2 separate regions of the Mus musculus genome follow, and region 1 is linked to region 2. A link is a loop called in an ENCODE intact Hi-C map of the cell type or tissue named here. Cell type or tissue: heart. All regions are shown on one strand.

Region 1 (2,500 bases), 52 kb before region 2:
CTCTACACTTGTTTTCTTCTTCAATGGTGCCATCATTGTTACCTTTACAAGTGAATAAATGTGTGTGTGTGTGTGTTTACATATATATGTAAAACAGTTAAAGTGGAAGAGGCCATGAATTTGGAAGAGAACAGGGTGGGATATATAGGAATGTTAGAGGGAGAAGGGGGAGGGAGAAATTATATTTTAATCTCAAAAAAAATTTAAAGGCTGTATAATTAATTTACATAGTTTTTTGAACGAACCCCCCCCCCCCAGCCCTCATCCCCGTTGCTTCCTGCTGCAGGGCATGGAGCCGCCCTTTGGTGTGGTTTGTATACTCAGTGAGACTCCCTTGAGAGATGATTTTTCCTTTGTGGATGGTTGGGGCTGGGAGCTCATGTCTTTTTCTCCATCTTAGAGCTGGGACTAGGTCAGGTCTGGATCCGTGCAGACGCTAGCTAGGCATGCTGCCACAGTTGACAGTGAACTTTCTACACAGCATTATCAAAACAACGCTGTTGAACACCCGTACTCAATAGAGCCAAGAAGTTTATGGTACTATCTGCAACGCGGGGTCAGTTAAAAACCAGTAGACAAAAACCTTTCTTTTTCTTCCATTTGTCCTTCTTGTTTATTTTGTGTGTGTGTGACAGGTCACACGAATCCCAGGGCAACCCCAAACCTGCTCTTTGGGCTGGGATGACCTTGTACTCTGATCCTCCTGCTTCAACCTCTCCAGGGTTGGGATCACAGGTGCGTGCTGCCATTGCCGACTTCCTTTTCCCTTTATTTATTTTCTTAATTTTTAAGAAGTACGGTGCCCAGAAAAGATGATTAGTTAAGGACTGACTGAGTAGATGAAAACAGACGACTGGATGGATGACCCTTCTAAATGGCGGACTCGTCCCCCTTTCCAATTAAACAAATTTGTGTTGCCCTTCACTGAATTCTGCCCCAAGCTGGCCCTTGGATAGAAGCCTGTAGAAGAGTTCCTGGAACAGCAGACCACAAGCCAGGACTCCTAGTTCCCATGTGCCATCAAAGCAGGAGCCACAAGAGCATGCTTAGCGACGACCTAACAGAGCTTGGCAGGCTGCACCTGTAGAGTGACAGCCCTGCTGGTGAGGGGCCATGTGCTACCTGCATCCTCGTCCAACCCCACCCCCACCCCACCCCCCGCGGTGGCAGTTCCTTCTAAGACGCGGGCTGAGTGCTGAGTCGCTGAGAGGCGAGCTCTCCATGTGACTTCAGTTTCCGTTGGTTCCTTCCGCAAGTGCTAAAATAATCTGATGCCCCAGAGCGAGTAGGCAGCGCAGCAGCGGCAAGTGCTGTCCAGGAGGCTGGGGCCCTGGAGACGATGCGCCCCGCGGAGCCGCCTGGGCCTGCGGGAGCAGTGAGTATTTCTTGCGTGGGTTCGTTGAGCATTGCCGGGCTACAAGAGGTGGGCGAGCTGGGACCGGGTTGGGTGGTGGGAGGTTAGGCATCAGCTCCCCCACCCCACGCACGCCGCGCTCAGGCTCATTGTGAAGTTGTGGTATCCAGTCTCTCCGCCTCTGGGCTGGATTTGGGGGGGGGGCTACACCTTTGGTGTAGGTGGAAGTCTCAGGAACTCTTACAGCTGAGAGAGGAGGTGTGTGATGTGGGAGAGGCACGTAGGGCTTTACAACCAGCTATGGTTTGATTCCTGGCTCTTTCAGGGAGAGTGTGAACAGGTTAGGGAACTTTTCGGAGCCTCCTTTTTTTTCCTCATCTACACAGTGGTCAGTGCTCCTTGCCTAGTCTGAGTGACCGGACGTCATGAGAGGACGCTGTGAACACTCAGCATACGGGTGTTTGCATCGACTCCTTTGCCCATCAACATAAATTGAGACCCACCATTACACAGGCAAAGACACGGAAATCCATCCACAGTCGCACTTACTTAACCGGGATCTTCCCAGGGTCAGCTGTGTGTGTACATCCAGAAGACAGCAAAAGCCCTTCTCCTAGAGCCTTTGTCCTGGGTAACTTGTGCTGGGGTATTATTTGGTCCACAGCTACCCAAGTGTCAGAGAGAGAGATTAGAGCCAGGCTCTCCTGACTCCTGCTCAGTGCTCTGCTGTGGTCCTCTCGGCCTCTGCAGGCACAGACACACATCCATGGACCTACCCACAGGCTCGCTCGCACTCAGGAGCTGGGCAGGGAAAAGCACTGCTCTCCCTGCAGTTGCTAGCTCACCATTGCGCTGCGGCGATGACCACGTGCCCCACTGTAACTAGGATCGGAGCAGACTAAGGAAGGCTTTCCAGTGTCTCTCTCTGCTACTGACCGTGAGGTACGGACAGTTTTCACGGTGTTTGAGGCCTGGGGACACCCCCTATGAGCTTTATATGTGAGCCCCAGAGTTCCTAGAGGGGGTTATAGACTCATGGGCCCAGAAAAACAAAAAACAAAACAAAACAAAAAACCTCAACACTTAGGTTAAAATCAAAACCAAACAGCCTCACAAGAGAAGGTGCCTTCATTTGACTGGTCCTTC
Region 2 (2,500 bases):
CCTCCAACCATGTTAGGTGGAAAGGAGCTTGAAGAATTAGGCTCAGGGGAAGGGCATTACAACTCCAACCCCGTTGGCAGGGCATTTCTCTTCTTTTAAAAGCCCAGTATTGGACTTGTATATGGGAATGGGAGAGGGAGGTAAATGAGGGAGGGACAGAAGTAACACAAAGAGTCTGGAGATGGGATTTAGGTAAACCGAAAGAGCGGGAGCCAAGTCTTCGCATTTAAATGGTGAAGCCCTACTCTAGCACAGTCCCTCTGCAGCTGGCTGCAGTCCTGGGACTTGCGTGTATGGTAGGTGATGGGAAGGGTTTAGAATCTGCTGTCAGTCTGCAAGTTGCTTTCGCAGTTAGCCCTGGATCCCATCCCGAAGGTTCTGGCTCCCCCCCCCCCCTTTTTTTGCTAGGGTATCCAGGTCGTATGTGATGGTTAGTCTTTGTTTTCAAGACAGGGTTTCTCTGTGTATCCCTGGCTGCCCTGGGATTCACTCTGTACACTAGGCTGACCTCGAACTCATTGAGACCTGCCTGCCTCATCTTTCCGAGTGCTGGGATTAAAGGCGTGTGCCACCACCGCTATGTATGATGGTTAGTTTTATTCGTCAATTTGACCCAATCTAGAATCGCCTAGGAAGGGAGTCTGAAGGCGGAGCTGCCTACATTAAGTTGGCCCTCAAGCATGTCTGAGGAATTTTCTTTTCTTTTTTCATTCTTTCTTTCTTTCTTTTTTTTTTTTTTTGTTTTGTTTTTGTTTTTTTTTTTTCGAGACAGGGTTTCTCTGTGTAGCCCTGGCTGTCCTGGAACTCACTTTGTAGATCAGGCTGGCCTCGAACTCAGAAATCTCAATAGAGGTGGAAAGACTCCCTTCCAATGTGGGCGGCACAGTTTCCTGGGCTGGGCGCCAGACAGTAAAGACTGGGCTGAGACGCGTACGTGGGTACACTTGTTCTGGTTGTCATGTGACCAGCTCTTGGAAGCCTCTGCCACCGGAACCTCCAGGGACTGTAGTGTAGTCTGAGGTTGTGAGCTAGAATAAACGAACCCCTTAGTTGTTTTTGTAAGGACACCTCATGGAAGGAATAGAGAGGAATCTAATCCAGTATGCCACAGCGCAGATGCTCCACCATTGATTTCGCGATGTCTTCCTGGCGGCCACGTGGGTTGTTTCCAGGGGCCCCCAGCCGTCCGAGTCCGCTTCTCACTCCTTTTCAGCTCAGGATCGTCTCGCTGGAGGAACGCAGTGCTTCCCCATTTTAGAATTGGAGCTCACTTCCTATTGAGCAAAGCTTCCTCCTGGTTTCAGTTCTTGCCGCGCCTTGCAGGAGAGAGCAATTTTTTCCACAGAAAGAAGAAGTAGATTAATCTGCCCCAGTCCTAAGTAAACACACCCATTTCCCGGATGGCCGCACTCTGCCTCACCCAGTAGTACTCAGGCCTAAGTGCTGCTTGGTTGTACTAATGCTTCTGGCAGCAGACAGGCCCCTCCCATGGAATCATTTACCACTGCATTACTGGCCCAGTGTATCCTCCAGTTTTCTGGGGTTACATGATTCTTGGTATCAACACTGCTCATTCCTCTGCATTCTAAATAGATAAATTTACCTTTGAGAATAAACCGGAACCTAGTCAGGGTTTCTCTGTGCAGCCCTGGCTGTCCTAGAATTCATTCTGTAGACGGCACTGCCTCCCAAGAGCTAGAATTAAAGGCGTGCACCACCACCTCCTGGCTCAACCCGGTCTCCATCTTAAAGTGTCTCGGTTGCTTTAGCCTACATCAGTCCTTCCTTCTGTGGAATCTCTAGTGACAATGCCTTCTACATGCTTAGTGCCTGCATAAAGGTGAACCTGGGAGCCACGATGTCCAAGGGTTGTGACTGTGGGACGGTTTGAATGGAAGGTTGGATCTGATAGAATTACGTTATTATGAGTGTTTCAGAGAGCCACAGTGGGATTGTGGTGGAGTTAACAGAATGATGGATTGTGGGTTTCCAAAACTGAAGAACAAAAGCCTAGCACAGTGGTTGGGGTGTGTGTGTGTGTGTGTGTGTGTGTGTGTGTGTGGTGGTGGGGGGCAGAGGGTGTGGTGCGGGGGGAGGGGGGAAGGACTGTTAGCAGAGTCTCAGTCCTACCCCTTGGCTCATGAATCCGAATCCCTGAGACAGGGATCTATCTGTGCTGTGATGACGAGTCTGACCATCCTCAAGATTGCAATCCACTAGCTTGAGTTAGAGGCTTGAAGGTCTTGTCTTGAGAAAGCAGTCTGTTTTGTACTCAGAAGTCTGAGAAGGTGTGAGACGGGTTGATAATGCCTCTCCCACTCTCTGCACTGGGCAAGCCCCAGAGAGATGACTTGGTGGACAGGGGACCAACTGCCAAGCTGATTCCAGTATGATTCATGAATCTGCCTGGAGGGAGGAGAGACCTGAGAGTGGTCTTCTGATGTTCTTCTCCATCCCCACTTTTAATTAAATATTTAATTAAATTAATTTAATTAAATTA

The links. Peaks named below come from ENCODE experiments on the same cell type or tissue, not always from the same donor. Only the 100,000 strongest peaks of a DNase experiment are listed, where the experiment ranks them.
Region 1: a loop joins it to region 2, with 2.8 times the contacts of the local background. A loop is called at or near these places in 11 of 42 quality-filtered maps.

Annotation. Positions count from the first base shown.
Region 1 is chr16:32,164,255-32,166,754 of GRCm38, reverse strand. It overlaps Nrros (negative regulator of reactive oxygen species), which reads left to right and starts at 1,161. Exons shown (of 3, transcript NM_001347181.1): 1 at 1,161-1,375. In heart, no CTCF peak of the experiment used is centred here; DNase peaks (open chromatin) are centred at 1,304 and 2,205; H3K4me3 peaks cover 1,331 bases; H3K27ac peaks cover 823 bases; H3K27me3 peaks cover 1,350 bases.
Region 2 is chr16:32,112,526-32,115,025 of GRCm38, reverse strand. No RefSeq gene overlaps it. Among named protein-coding and RNA genes, the nearest start is that of Cep19, 14 kb to the right of the region's middle. In heart, no CTCF peak of the experiment used is centred here; DNase peaks (open chromatin) are centred at 955 and 1,305; H3K4me3 peaks cover 323 bases.